Linked DNA regions of Mus musculus: all the other regions are linked to region 2. A link is a loop called in an ENCODE intact Hi-C map of the cell type or tissue named here. Cell type or tissue: left cerebral cortex. All regions are shown on one strand.

Evidence for each region. Hi-C counts contacts between places; a loop is a spot of excess contacts. Peaks named below come from ENCODE experiments on the same cell type or tissue, not always from the same donor. Only the 100,000 strongest peaks of a DNase experiment are listed, where the experiment ranks them.
Region 1: a loop joins it to region 2, with 3 times the contacts of the local background. A loop is called at or near these places in 8 of 42 quality-filtered maps.
Region 3: a loop joins it to region 2, with 2.1 times the contacts of the local background. A loop is called at or near these places in 2 of 42 quality-filtered maps.

The regions. Positions count from the first base shown.
Region 1 is chr15:82,816,790-82,821,789 of GRCm38, reverse strand. The region is part of intron 3 of Tcf20 (transcription factor 20); the gene reads left to right. Among named protein-coding and RNA genes, the nearest start is that of Cyp2d26, 25 kb to the right of the region's middle. In left cerebral cortex, a CTCF peak has its summit at 2,127 (motif pointing right); no DNase peak of the experiment used is centred here.
Region 2 is chr15:83,055,160-83,060,159 of GRCm38, reverse strand. No RefSeq gene overlaps it. Among named protein-coding and RNA genes, the nearest start is that of Nfam1, 24 kb to the right of the region's middle. In left cerebral cortex, a CTCF peak has its summit at 2,410 (motif pointing right); DNase peaks (open chromatin) are centred at 1,982, 2,576, 3,459 and 4,324; H3K4me3 peaks cover 1,257 bases; H3K27ac peaks cover 1,394 bases.
Region 3 is chr15:83,116,402-83,121,401 of GRCm38, reverse strand. Serhl (serine hydrolase-like) reads right to left here. Exons shown (of 12, transcript NM_023475.3): 12 at 4,731-5,000. It overlaps Rrp7a (ribosomal RNA processing 7 homolog A (S. cerevisiae)), which reads left to right. Exons shown (of 7, transcript NM_029101.4): 3 at 1,385-1,510; 4 at 2,100-2,217; 5 at 3,228-3,325; 6 at 3,655-3,853; 7 at 4,431-5,000. The coding sequence ends at 4,516. Among named protein-coding and RNA genes, the nearest start is that of Rrp7a, 3.9 kb to the left of the region's middle. In left cerebral cortex, a CTCF peak has its summit at 2,835 (motif pointing left); a DNase peak (open chromatin) is centred at 2,812; H3K4me3 peaks cover 277 bases.

The sequences.
Region 1 (5,000 bases), 240 kb after region 2:
TCTGGTTTCCTTCATTTGAAGCTTCTCTTAAATGGGGATTCCCAAGTGTCAAGTTGGGGGGGGTGTTGTTTTGAATGGGGTATTGTACAATAATTGACTATCTTAGTCAGTGGCTGGGTAAGCAATGGTCTCCCATATAGACACTGTGTTCAGAAACAGAAGCTTGCATACCTAGATAGGTAACCACTTTGACTCCAGCCATACTCCATTTGTATCCTCAAGTATCAGCTGTGTAAATAGCCAGGTTCCCAACAGCAAGGCCCTGTCGATGCTGCTCCTGGCTCCCAGTCTACTTTCTGGTACAGTTTCTCAGGTGTAAAGCACACTGCTCACTAGAACATTCCTCAGTAATGGTACACAATAACTGTACACTTTTCTAGTCCGTGGTGGTATCTGCAGACATATATGACTGTTGAGTACTTGAAATATAGATAGTGGGAGTGTTCATATGTGTGTTTTCAAGACAGGGATTCTCTGTGTAGCCCTGGCTGTCCTGGAACTTGCTCTGTAGACCAGGCTGCCTCAAACTCAGGGATCCACCTGTCTGTACCTCCTGAATGCTGGGATTAAAAGTGTGCACCCAAACTACCTGTTGGAAATTAAAAATTTTAAATTTAAAGTCAAATAGCTGTGTATGACTCATGACAGATAAGACTAAGAGCTACCTTAATGAAGCTCAGGCAGTATGGTTAGATTCTTAGGAAGGGCACTGGGAACACCTTTCTTCTAATGGAAGCTTGCCAGACTACCTCTTCAAAAGCAAGACCTCCTTCGTTGAGGGTAAGTAAAAATGATGCCTGTTAACTTTCTGTTCCAGACTTGTCATGTGCCAACCCAAACACCTCAGCCCCATCCCTACCCCCATTAATCCGATAATGTCTATTTAACAAACCTAGGCAAGTTTCCAGCAAGAGAGGGCTTGTGTGTAGGTACGGTATGACTCCTGCTCTGGCTCTGCAGTTCAGGAGTGCAGAGATGGTATCGAAGATGCAGCTTTACAAGCCGCAGACAATTCAGGCTTTTTGATGATCCAAGTTACAAAGACCTAGAGTCCACTGCTCTGCAGGGATAGATTTTGTGCTTATTCCATGGTCTCAAGAGTTCTATTCTGTGTAATATGTCTTATATTTAAGGAAGGCATGTTCACTGACTGATTTTTGTTTGTTTGTTTGTTTGTTTGTTTGGTTGGTTACTTTGGTTTAGTGTTTTTGAGACAGAGTTTCTCTTTGTAGCTCTGACTGTCCTGGATAGCTTTGTAGAACAAAACTGGCCTTGAACTCAGAGATTCACCTACCTATGCTTCCACGTGCATTTAAGGTGTATACCACTATACCTGACTTGACTGACTGGTTATTTAATTCATAATCAAGATCAGTCTCTGGATTGAAGAGGCTCTAATCTAATGGTGGAGTAAAAAAGAGTATAACATTTTCATCTTTGCCTTGCTGCCAGCACCCAGATTTTTTAAAAATATTTTTTATTAGGTATTTTCCTCATTTACATTTCCAATGCTATCCCAAAAGTCCCCCATACCCTTCCCCCCACTCCCCTACCCATCCACTTCCACTTTTTGGCCCCACTATTCCCCTGTAGTGGGGCATATAAAGTTTGCAAGTCCAATGGGCCTCTCTTTCCAGTGATGGCCGACTAGGTCATCTTTTGATACATATGCAGCTAGAGTCAAGAGCTCCGGGGTACTGGTTAGTTCATAATGTTGTTCCACCTATAGGGTTGCAGATCCCTTTAGCTCCTTGGGTACTTTCTCTAGCTCCTCCATTGGGGGCCTGTGAACCATCCAATAGCTGACTGTGAGCATCCACTTCTGTGTTTGCTAGGCCCCAGCATAGTCTCACAAGAGACAGCTATATCTGGGTCCTTTCAGCAAAATCTTGCTAGTGTATGCAATGGTGTCAGTGTTTGGAGGCTGATTATGGGATGGATCCCTGGATATGGCAGTCTCTAGATGGTCCATCCTTTTGTCTCAGCTCCAAACTTTGTTTCTGTCACTCCTTCCATGGGTGTTTTGTTCCCCAGATTTTTTTAAAAAGAAAAGATTTATTTATTTTTTTTATAAAAGTGTGTACATTGTCACTGTCTTCAGACACACCAGAAGGGGGCATCAGATCCCATTACAGATGGTTGTGGGCCACCATGTGGTTGTTGGGAATTGAACTCAGGACCTCTGGGAGAGCAGTCAGTGCTCTTAACTGCTGAGCTATCTCTCCAACCCAGCACCCAGGTCTTTAAAGAACCCTCGATGCCTCAGGAAAAAACTTTCTGCTGGGATGTCTCCATGGAAGTAGAATCTTTGTTTCTGGAGGTTCTGTGACTCCTGTCATTCCTCACCTGATGTAGTCCCACTTCTGACATTGTCATTAGGTTATTTGTGTTGTTTGTTACACTACAGTAGAGTTTGACTCCAGGTAGAGGATACAGTAATAGGACATGAGTTTTGATTCTCGGAAAATGTTTAATGTATTAATACAAAACCCACAACAATTAAGACAAGGAATAAGGCTGTGTTGCTCATTAATAATTCTTGCCTAGAAGAGAAACACAGCTGGAAATTTCACTCCCTGCTGCGGGCTGTTTGAGTAGTAGGGGGAGAGCCAGGATAGGTCATGACAAAACACAAGGATCTGGCCTGTGCTGAGAGGGGCTCTCAGCACTGCAGTCATTTCTAGGGCATGTCATCCCCTCTTAGGTGGTTCAGAAGTGGCCACAGTGCTGTAGTGTCCATCTACTACCATGATGAGGTAGATCACAACTGATTTGGTGACTGTGTCTAGTACTCAAGAATCCAGAGAACACGTTAGACCACTCTCTTGTTTCTTCTGTTTTATCATTGAATTTACCATCTTCGTTCAACTTGAGTTCTATATGGATGTTGTACCTCAGCTTTATAGAGATTGTTAAGAAACACTTAGCAAAGTCAACCTTGCCTTTAAGCAAGCTTAGAGGGTAATGAAAGTAGCATTCTCTCCGAGGGTTGGTATGGAGGTGATAATCGTTTCTGGAAGCCATTTTGTTGACTGGACTACTTTGTGAGTCTTTTCTAGCTCATGTGGGAATTTTGACTAGGCCATGTGAACTGCAAGGTAGTTCTAGGTCCTAGAAAAAGAAAATCAGGTGATTGTTACTGGGTGACATGTGGGGACCAGGCACCTGCCAGAATCCTCAGGTGGGGATTTCCCTGGAATTCTCTGTACTCTCTGTCCTTACCTCATCACCAGGGTGGTTGATACCATAGAGAATCTCCCTGTAGCCCCTAGCTTGTGAGTCTTCTGCCTATGTCCTGACTTATGCTAAAAATGAAATTACAGTTCCTGATGATTCGACGATTTGTATGAGAATAGAAAAGAGGAATTGTCTGTTAATGTGCTGAAATACACAGTACAATAGTAACTGTCAAAGTTAATTTCCAACAGAGTGTTCAGCTAACTCCACAGGACCAATGCAGAACCTCTTTAAAAACTACCTGAGCGGGCGGTGGTGGTGCACGCCTTTAATCCCAGCACTCGGGAGGCAGAGGCAGGCGGATTTCTGAGTTCTGCTGAAAGTACAGATGTGGGCACATTCTGTAAGACTTTTTTAGGAGATTTCATCTCCAGAAGTAATAATACTCACATTGTTTTATTTGTGACTTTTTTTTTCTCTCAGAAAAAGCATTTTCTAACTTTAGGAAACATTTTATTAATGGACTGTCACAACTGGTCATACTGTTTTGTCTCTGAGGACAAGCAAATGTGTCTTTCTGATGGTGTCTTTTGCAACAGTCCCTATAACTGGTGGTTTTGTAAACCTTGTGGCATTATGGTGGCCAAGCTTCACAGGGCCATGTTTGACTGGGCCTAGAGACTGGTGGTACAGAGCTGCTGGAGCTCAGGTGAGCAGAGAGTGCTTCCATGAGTTCCAGTTGTCTGTCTCCTGCTGTTAATCTCACTGGCAGATTGGAGCTGCAGGAGTCTTGGTCATGCTATGTGCTGGTAGGTTTTAAATTAATGCATTTTATTTACTGCTATGCTTGTTTCATGCTGGAGGAGGGGCCTAGAAGTTAGTGACAACTGGTGAGTTCTTGGGCCTTGATCTAAGAAAGCTGATAGTCTACCCTGTAGATGAGATGATCTGAGACTCCAGAGGCAGATAATACTAGTGAGTCAAATTCTACCACTATCTCAGCTGATTTGTTTAGGATCCTGAGGGTCTGAGAAGTTTTCATTTATGTGTTCCTCGGCTTCTTATATACAATTACACTTAAAATCTGTGGCTATATAGGCTGCTAATCTGGATTTCATTTAAACTGGTTAAATAGTAAACTTACTAAGGTAAGTGCCTGAGAGCTCTCTGAGAATGTGTGATCAATATTTATTAACATTCTGCCACCATGTCCTGCGTTGGTAACCTGGCTGTCGGTCTGTCAGAGTTGTGATGTACAAAGTGAACTCATTAATTAGATTTATCTGCCCTGCTCCACACACTACCACCTTTGTGCAGTAAAGCTGGACTTCTTGGAGGCACACATATTCTTGCTGCCATCAGGAATGCTGTCACCATGTTAAAAGTTGGAATATATCATTTTTTTTCCTCCAGGGATTAAAATCACCCTCATGGGACTTGGTTTTCCCTCTGAAGTATTCAGTGTGAATTGTGTAATTTAGTATCTTGTGTCTTTGGAGGCTGTGGGATGTAAGTGACAGCAGAAATTCCAGGCTTACCTTTCTAACTTGAATACTGAGCTATCTCTACAGAGGGGGAAAGGGTACTGACTTTTCAGGTGGATTTTATTTTATTTTATTTTATTTATTTTTTTTGGGGGGGGGGTTTGAGACAGGGTTTCTCTGTATAGCCCTGGCTGTCCTGGAACTCACTTTGTAGACCAGGCTGGCCTCGAACTCAGAAATCCACCTGCCTCTGCCTCCCGAGTGCTGGGATTAAAGGCGTGCACCACCATCGCCCGGCTCAGGTAGTTTTTAAAGAGGTTCTGCATTGGTCCTGTGGAG
Region 2 (5,000 bases):
GCCCAGCATTTTATTAAAAAAAAAAAACGTTAATATTTCTCCTTCCAGCATGAGCAAACTTGGGTGCTGAGGCTCGGCAGTAGGTAGGTATCCTCACCTGCCAAGCCATCTTACCTACTGTGTGTTATTTTCCTGGACATGTGAATCTTTTTTCTGGTTTTTAGTCACTGTAAATAGCCCTCCTTTATGTCCTTTCGGTCTGCTGTCCTGGCATCTCACAGTTCTGAGTCTGTAGCCTTTATTTGGGTCTATTGATGGCTAAGATGACCGCTGAATCGGGACTTCATATTCTAAAGCACATGGTTGGGGCAGCTCTGTTTCCCCTGTGGGCATTTCCTGCTGCTGCGAGCTGACCGCGTTCCTCAGAGCCTGGTACATCTGCTGAACCAGGTGGTCCAGGGTTATCACCGGCCTGATAGCTTTTTCTTCTCTTGGCTTATAATCCCAGAACATACACGGAGCACACATTTGGACCCTACGTGCCCCCACAAAGCACGAGACTAAGGTTTGGATTCGGGGATTTAAAAAACAACAACAACAACAAAAAACCAACTCCTCACTGCTCTCTGCCTGTGCCATGATAAGCAAGCTTCCTCGTTATCTTTCTAAGCCAGGGGGGAGATCTTTTTTTTCTAGCTTACTCTTTGCTGAGAGATTGGCTCTCACAGGAGTCTAGCTTTGCACTGAAGCATACGTTCCGCTCTTCCCCTCCTGTCAGCCCAAGATCTTATTTCCAGTGTCAACACAGATTCTGGAACCAAGGCCCTGAGTAACTAGCTGCTCTGATTCCCTCCTCCCTCTCTTCCATCCTTCCCCAAGGCACTGCCGGGCCTGTATCATGTGATCACACTTCTGATTTCCCCTTCTTTGTTTCTGGTCCCTTGGGATTCTGCTTTTTTTGTTTTTTTGGTTTTTTTTTGTTTTTTGGTTTTTTTTTGTTTTGTTTTTTGTTTTTCTTGCTGGCTAACTCGGCCATGCACTGACAGGTTATTTGTTATTTGTTGGTTTCTATTTTATCCAGCTATTTTTCTTTTCCTTTTACCTAGTACTTCCGTGTCATTGTGCAGTGAGTGTAGTCAAAGAATTTTGTCTACATCCCTTTTACTATGAAAGTTGGTTTCACTGGTTTTGGGTTTCTTTTCCTGATTGCAATAAAAAACAAAACAAAACAAAAACAAACAAACAAACAAACAAAAAACCCTGATGGTTTGGAGATCTGTTTAGTGGATAAGCACTGGCCGCTCTTTCAGTTTGGTTCCCAGCACCTACACGGCAGCTCATAGCATCTGTGACTGCAGTTCCAGGACATCTGACACCCCTTCTTGCCTCCTTGGGCACCATACGCACATGTTGAGCAGACAGACATAGAGACAAAACACCCATAGACATAAAATAAAAATAGATTGATGTGATTATAGCAGCATCACGCCTGTGACACCAGATGCCTGTGTCTCCAAGGCTACCGCAGGGGTTCACTCAGCTCCCCAACCCTTTTCTTTAACTAAGGGGTCTTGAACTTGAATGGACCTCCTGCAATACACAGAGGCAAACCTGCTCCAGACCCTGGGTTCCCCGCCCCCCCCATCCCCATCACACTGTCAGTCTGATTGATGCCCCCCCACCCCCCACCCCCGCTTGGCATAGCCAGAGGTGCGGAAGTCAGTTTTGCTGTAGTAACCTGAGGGCCAGTGCTCTGGGCTGCTCCCCTTTTGTAGAAACTTCAGAATCCTGCATTTTTCTGTGATGTGGCCTCGCTGTCGATTTTTCTTTACAAAGAGGCAACAAAATCTATCACACTGATTTGTATGACTGTCACTAAAAAAGCCAGCCAGCAAAAATGGCTTGAGCGGACCTAGCCCCGGTCTTTTATTTTTGGCAAGGAAGAATAGAAGAGATGAGTAAATGCTCCCCCTGTTGCCACACAAATCTTTGGTCCTGTTCACCCTCCCTGCTGTGCTACATCTCCTGTCCTTGGCTCACTCCCCCTCACTCTCCAGCCTCGCTGGGCTCTGCTGACAAACTGACAAGAGACATTGTTGCCATTTCATCATGCCCCGTCCTTATCAAAGCTGTTCTCAGAAAACTTCCCTGTAGAATGTTCTGGAGTTGGCTGTGGGCACACAGCTTTGTAAATGTACTTAAAAAAAAATTAAATTGTATACTTTAAGTAGTCACGTTTTACAGTTAAATCTTCATAAGGCTATTCCCGGCTCCCTCTTCCTTTCCTTTATGAGAAGGGGAGTCACACTGGTCTCAGACTTGTCACTCAGTCTCAGTCTCCAAAATGATGGGATTACAGGTATTGCTGCCCCCTGGTTTGTTCACTTAATTAAAAAAAATTATGTGTATGGGTATTTTGCCTGCATGTATGTTTATGCGTTACATGCATGCAGTGCTAACAGAGGCCAGAAGAGGGCGTCAGAGCCCCTGAAATGGGAGTTACAGGTGGCTGGGAGCCATGTGGGTGCCGGGAATCAAACGGTCTTCTGTTAAGAACACCCCGCATTCTTAACCCCGGCGCCATCTCTCCAGCCCACCAGTTTACTTTTTAAGTACAAGAGAATTGTAGGGCAACAACCCTGTGCTGGGCTGTCATATCAAACGTCTCCAGTTCACTGCCCTGTTTTGCGGCATCTATGACTTGCACCGCCTTTCCTAACTGGGACATCCCTACTGCAGCCTCCTGCCAGCTAGTTCCTGGCTGTTCTCAAGGCTGAGTTTCTAACTTTGTCTTTACTGGCTATTTACCTCTGTCGCTGCTACAGTCACAGCTGTACTGACCCATCAGTTTGTCAGGTGTCTCTGGCTCTATCTCTGCAGCAACCGGGGCTGGCTTGGTGCCTAGCCCCTCCACATTTGACTTTACCCATCCCCCTATTGATTCTTGGGCCCTCTATAGCCAATGAGAATATATATAGTCCACACTAGGCTCATGGAGACTTCAGAAGTATGGTTATAGCTCCGCCCTCCCCGCCCCCCATTTAGCTTTTTCTTAACCTCTGAATTAACAATTAGCAATTTAGCAAGAACCACCTTCCTTGTCTTTCCAGAATGCTGCTTCTACCTTTGGGGGGTGGGGAGGGGTGAATAGACAAGGGGACTACATGTTCTCACAGAATGAGAGAGGAAAAGGCCAATTAACATTCAGCTAAGAGAGAGCATGATTTCTCCTATCAGCAATAAAAACTGACAGCTCTATCAGAAAATGAGCCGGGGGAGCCACAAAGCCTGGCAAGGCAGGGCGCCTGCAGCCCCAGCAGGAGTGATGAAGATGGCTGAGGGCAGGAACCGCTGCTGGGAGTCAGGGAACCACCAAAGGAAGCGCCTGGGGAGCCCAGCGGCTGCCACTCGGCTCCCGCTTTTGATCCCGCCCCAGGCAAGAAGAGCAGTGCTGCGCAGGCTTTATCCCTGTGACTCGGAGCTGCCACTCTCCCGCCGGCCTCTCCCCACGCACTCGTTTCCCCCTAACCTTATCATAAAAGGAGGCCACGTGGTGTCTATTTATGGCAGCGCGGTGGTCCGGGGAGAGGAGGCTCGCGGTGTGCCAATTCTGAGAGCTGGTGGAATTGCTCCGGTCCTTCGGAGCTTGCCATGCGGTGAAAGAATAAACGATGTGGGGGCAGGGCCGTGACTCCCACTGCACCTCCAGCTGACATCCAAGTCCCTTCCTCAGAGCCTCCGGGGTGATTTGTGTTATCAATCAGAGCTGCTGAACAGATCGGGCCTCCTAGAGCCCTAGAGCAAGAACCGAGCCGTGAGATGAGAGGAGGGTGGGTATGGGGGGGGGGGCACCCTCATTTGGCTTGAAAGAGAAGATCGGTCCCTTTACAAAACTACATTTCTACTTGATGCTTAAGTAGAATGGCTTTTAAAAACGGAAAGAGAGGACGCCAGCGAGAGAGGGAAGCTGCAGTGGTCTAGGGGCTGGCGAGATGGCTCAATGGACAAAGGGTCTTGCGGCCCATGCCGAGCTAGAGGACCTAAATATGAGCCCACCCTCATGACAGGAGGAGAGAATTGATTCCTGAAAGTATTTTGTCCTTCACAGGATCTCACCCTCCCTCCCTTCTCTTTCTCCATCCTTCGCCCCCTCCCTTCCCAGCCCCCCTCCTTTCTCCTGTTCCCCTCCCCCTCCCCCTCCCTCCCACCACCACCACCAAAAAAAAAAAAGTAGTGTAGAGTATATTGCTTGCTTTCATCTTCAGCACAGCAGGGGCAGTTTGGGGCTGCTTGTGCATACTTCTGTATATATGACAATGAAACAGAGGCAGAGGCAGAGGCAGAAATGCCCAGGCATCCTCGGGGCTATCCTGGGCCTATCCTGGACCCCGTTCTTCTGAGAGGTCTTTAGCATCCTGATCAGGCTCAGCAGCACAGATGACAGCTGTGGTGTTCTGGTTAGCTCTCTGTGTGCGTTTATTGAGACAAATGCTCCTCCTGTAGTCTGGGGTGACCTTGAACTCACTGTGTGGCTGAGGATGGCCTGGATGGAGCCTCTCATCTTTTGCCACCTCCCGGGTCCAGCCTGCATGCTTTTGAACTTGAATTTTAATCCAGTCTCACATCTAAAACGATTTCCCTTCTTTTGGGTCTCAGTACAGTAGACATAGAAAGGCGGCAAAGTCGGGGCCTTTCATACTCAAGAACTGGTTCCAGATGAAACCCACAGTAAGTTCAGATCTGCGTGTGGATGCTACGTCCTTGATTTAGGCAGACACATTAGGAGACAGCAATTGGAGCTGGTAGGATGGCTCAGTGGGTAAAGGCACTTGCCACCAAGCCTGACAACTTATGTGCACATAACCACTTGCAGACATACATTACTGCATACAATGAAAATAATAAAAATATTTTTTTAAAAAGTTCAAATTTATCTTTGGGTGTATAGTAAGCGGGAGCTAGTCTGGGCTACATGAGACTCTGTCTCAAAATAAAATAAAAAGACAGACAACACAGACGCATACAGACATATTCGTGCACACACACAGAGAAAGAGACAG
Region 3 (5,000 bases), 61 kb before region 2:
TGTAGTTCTGTTTCAGACGGGGTCTCTTGCAGCATGAGCTGGCTTCCTACTCACTGTGTAGGTGAGGCTGGCCTTGCACTCATGATCCTCTGCCTTTACCTCTGGAATTCTGGGATTGCATGCCTGTGCCACCACACGGCTTTAATCCCAGCACTCAGAAGCAGAGGCAAGTTTGGATCTCTGAGTTTGAGGCCAGCCTGGTGGTCTACAGAGCGAGTTCCAGGACAGTGAGGGCTAACCAGAGAAACCAGAAAAAGCTCAAAAAAATTTTTTTTAAAGGTTTATTTACTTGTTGTATTGGAGATAGAGCCCAGGGCATTTCCAAAAGAGGCCAGCTCTCTACATCTCAGACTTACATATTATGTAAATGACAGGAGACATGATTTGCTAAGTTTGAGATGATTCGCCCCACTCCACCCCCTTTTTTTCTTTATTTCTTGGTCTCCTAATGTAGTAGCCCTGGCTATCCTGGAAGTCATTGTGTAGTCAAGGCTGGCTTCGAACTCCTAGATATCTACCCCACATACATGGACACAACACATCCCATGAGTTCTGGGATTTCAGCTATGAATCACGGTGCCTGATGGGATTTTTTATTATTATTATTATTATTATTATTATTATTATTATTATGGTGTAGTTCAGTGGCAGAGTGCTGGCCTAATATTATGAAGCCCTGGGTTCAGTCCCCAGGACCACATAAATCAGATTTTGAGGACAGGAAGATCAGAAGTTCAAGACTGGGGCTGGAGAGATGGCTCTGCAGTTAAGGGCACTGGCTATTCTCCCAGAGATCCTAAGTTCAATTCTCAGCAACCACATGGTGGCTCACAACCATGTGTAATAGGATCTGATGCCCTTTTCTGGCATGTAGGTGTACATGCAGATAGAGCACTACTATACATAAAATACGTAAATCTTTTTTTAAAAATTGATGGTATGTCACTTGTTGCCAAAAAAGAAGATGAAGAAAAGTAGTGGTGGTGTTGGTGGTGGTGGTGGTCCAGGGCCCATTTTGGGTACAGACTGAATTCAGTGCCAGCCTGGGCAGCAGGTTGGAGGGAAGGGCTGAGCCGTCTACTTGGTACCTATCAAGGGCTGAGCACGTCTGTGTAATGAGCAGACCTGAGAAACCCCCTCCTACTCTTAGTGATACTGCAGTGATTAACGGCTGTGTGGGTGGTGAGGCCAAATTACTTGTCACATGAGAGTTCTTACCTTGGGGACACCTGCCTCCATGCTGTCGTGGGACCTGGTCACTGTTAGGGCACCTGGGCGCCCTGGGCATCGTAGGTTTGGACTCTGAGTCCTTTGGTTGTTACGGGTGCCGGGATGCTCTAAGGAGCTTATGTGTTCATACCTTGCCTCCCTCTGACCCTGGTAGGAGAGCCTGTCTCGGTGCCTCTCCTGTTGCGGCACCATCAAGACAGTGGAGCTGCAGGAGAAGCCCGACCTTGCCGAGAGCCCCACGGAGCCAAAGTCACAGTTTTTCCATCCCAAGCCGGTGCCGGTAGGCTGCCCAGTAACACCAGGTTCCACTGGAGTCAGGGGAAGGGGCTGGGGCCTGGGTGGGCTCAGCAGTAGGCTTTCAGAGAGACCATTCCCTATAGCAGTCTCTGTAATGTGTGATTTAGGAGGTTGTAAGAGTGATGGCTTCTGATTCTCTCAGACGTGCCACATTCTTTGTCTTCCTCTTTCCCTCTCTGCCCTGCTGTCTCCCAGAGCCCACTTCCCACTTCAGCGGGGTCCTCCTTGGGACAAGTGTCCTGGCTCTAGGAGCCTTCTTCCTGTTCCCCTCTCTCCCCAGGTGCTCCACCTGTACGTGACATACAAGGGAGTCTGACCCTGAGTTTGTGCCTTGTCTGTTTATGACCTGCCCTAGCTTGGGGTGAGCCTGCTTTCCACTGAGTCCTCAAGAGTGCCGCCTCTGGGGAAGAGCTAGGACAGGTGTCCCAGGAACAGTTGACTAGCTAGGAGCATGGCTGTCCCTCCCTCTCACTCTGGGATGATAGGTGACCGCCTACATCCCCTGGTCCCAGGCAGGTGTGGGGACCTTGTGTCACAAGTGGGAAGGCTCTATACAGTCTCTCTCCCTCCAGGGCTTTCAGGTAGCTTATGTGGTGTTCCAGAAGCCAAGTGGAGTGTCGGCCGCCTTGAACCTGAAGGGCCCATTGCTGGTTTCTACAGAGAGCCACCTTGTGAAGAGCGGAATTCACAGTCAGTACTGCTGGCTCTGTCCAGTGCTTCTTCCCCAGGCCTTGGGTTGGTCCAGACACTTTCTGGGGGCAGCATCTATGAATGCCACAAGCTGTGCCCCCCTCTTCCTAAAGGCCTGGGCTGGCAGGGGCTATTTCTGAGACACATCAGAATAGCCTGAGCCATCAGCACCAGGCAAGGAGGCATTAGCCCAGCGTGCTGCTGCCACTAGGATCTGCCTAGCACATGAACCTGGGCCCTAAATCCCAGGACATTAGGGGTCTCTGCAAGGGGATCCCAGCTTGCTGGCCGTATCTGAGTGGAGCTTGAATGCCCCCTCTTAGCAGTCACTTCCTAGAAAATGTTCTACCATCGCTGTAGCTTGGGTTTTGAATGAGTGTGTGCTGAGCGTCTGGCCGGCAGAGAAGGACGGGGCAGGCAGACATCATCAGGTCGATGCTCACGGCGCCCAGCAGAGGTGAGAGCAGGCCAAGATAACAGCATCAAGTGAGGGCTGAGGCTGCTAGACAGAACGCTGGGGAGGTTAATAAGACAGCCTGTAGGAGCGACTGGCTGATCCCTCCATCCATGAGCTGCACCTGACTTTCATACCACGGCATAAAAAGCAGTGCCATCTGCTGGAAGCTGTTAGTCTGCTTGCTGTTTTCCCCGCTCCCTGGCACAGAGCCAGGGAGCCAGGCTGGTTTGGCACAGGAGGGTTTTGAGGAGACAGGGGTGGGGCTCTCACTTTTTTTTTTTTTTTTTTTTATTTTAAAGAGTTTATTTTGTGTGAGTGTTTGGCCTTCCATGCTTGTATGAGCACCATGTGTCTGGTGTCCAGGGAAGTCAGAAAGGGAGCTCCCCTGAACGGAAGCTGTAGGTGATTGTGAGCCACCATGCTGAAGCCTGGAACTAAAACCTAGGTCCTTTGCAACTGCAACAAGGGCCATGTCAGCTGAGCAACAGGCTTAAACAGCACACGATGCTCTCCCAGCATAGCCTTCATTATGCCCTGTCCCCCTCTCCCTCAGAGTGGATCAGCGACTATGAAGACTCCGTGCTGGACCCTGAGGCCCTGAGAATGGAAGTAGACGCATTCATGGAGGCCTATGACAAGAAGATAGCTGAGGTGGGGCTTCAGCAGGACTCCCGGGTGTCCCTTGTGCTCTGTATCGTAGTGTGTTGCCTGTGAGGGAACAGTGGTGCCGCCACCATGAGGAGCGCAGGCTCCCAGTTTTGCTTGCTGAAACCTGAGCTACCTGGCTGGGTGGTGTGGACTCTATAATGGTCTATAGGTGAAGAAAGCATCCTTGATATGACTGCTTTCCAGCTCTAGCTGTGGGGGCCGTTCTGGCCAGCAGACACTGTGTGCCCAAAGGAGGCGGCAGTGGGCCTCTAGCCAGTCAGGGACATCCTCCTGCTGCAGAGCCCTGCCCATCAACAGCGTCTTCCATGCAGGAGGAGGCTAAGGCCAAGGAAGAGGAGGGAGTACCTGACGAGGAGGGCTGGGTGAAGGTCACCCGCCGGGGCCGCAGGCCTGTGCTCCCTCGGACGGAAGCGGCCAGCCTGCGTGTTCTCGAGAAGGAGAAACGGAAGCGTGCCCGCAAGGAGCTGCTCAACTTCTATGCCTGGCAGCACCGAGAGACCAAGATGGAGCGTAAGACGCACTTGAGGGCACCCCCACATCCGGGGGCAGGGAGCAGGGTGTCCCCAGCCACATCCTCCATGAATTCAGGGTCAGAGTCCCTGTCCTCGTGCTCCCCAGAGTGCTGAGGGACCCGAGGCTGCTTGCACACCGGTGCCACAAGGGAGGACAGTCTCCGTGCTGCCGACAGCATCCTGCTCTCAGGACATTCTCCCTGTTGGTCTGATGCTCTAAGCGTGGGCTGCACTCAGCAGCTGCCTGCAGACCCAGCCTTGGTCCGCTGTCCTCCCTCCTTAGAGCTCTAGATGCCACCTCTTGAGTCACTTGGTTAGTCCACCGAATTCTAGAGCCCCCTACTCAAAGGCCACGGCTAGGGAAAGGTGCCCCTGGGCCTGCTTCTCTTGGCGTCTCATCGCCCACCTCAGCCTAGCCCTCTGGGGTGGCTGTAATGTCCAGTTCTGTTTCCGTGCAAGATCCTGACTTTGACCCGGGGTGCAGCAGGACTAGGGGACGTCGAGGGGGGCCCTTTAGTGGGACAGCTGGCATCTCCTACATACGTGTGACCCACTGTGTGTTCCCTCACCCCCAGACCTGGCACAGCTGCGAAAGAAGTTTGAGGAGGACAAGCAGAGGATCGAACTGATGCGGGCCCAGCGTAAATTCCGACCCTACTGAGCTGTTCTGACAAGCAGATACCAGGCCAGGAAGTAGCTGTTCCCACACTTCCATCTCTGCACCGACGCAAGGCTGCCTTGGAGGAGGATTTGGCCTTCACAGAGCTGCCTCTGCCCTCTCCTGCCTAGAAAGACACTCCCAGGATACCTGGCTCACCATCTGGCAAGCGTGCCCTCCATGCAGCCCCTCCTGACAACAGCCACTTGGAACTCAGTGAAGATGGGAGATTTTATTTCCACCACTGGTGGCAAGGCCACAGAAGCCTCAGAGCCCAGAGGGTCGGCTCCAGCCCTGCTTCCTTAGCATCACCAAAGCTCACCAAACACCCCAGGCCCTTTGTCAGAGTCACAGATAAGGCCAGAATCTTCTTTTCCCTGCCCCTACCTCTGCTGAAGGAGTCTCTGCTGCCTCTCTTGGTCTGCAAGACTCCCGCCCACTCCACCTGTTTTGTGGGACGAGAGTGCTCGAGATCCAGTGGAAGCTA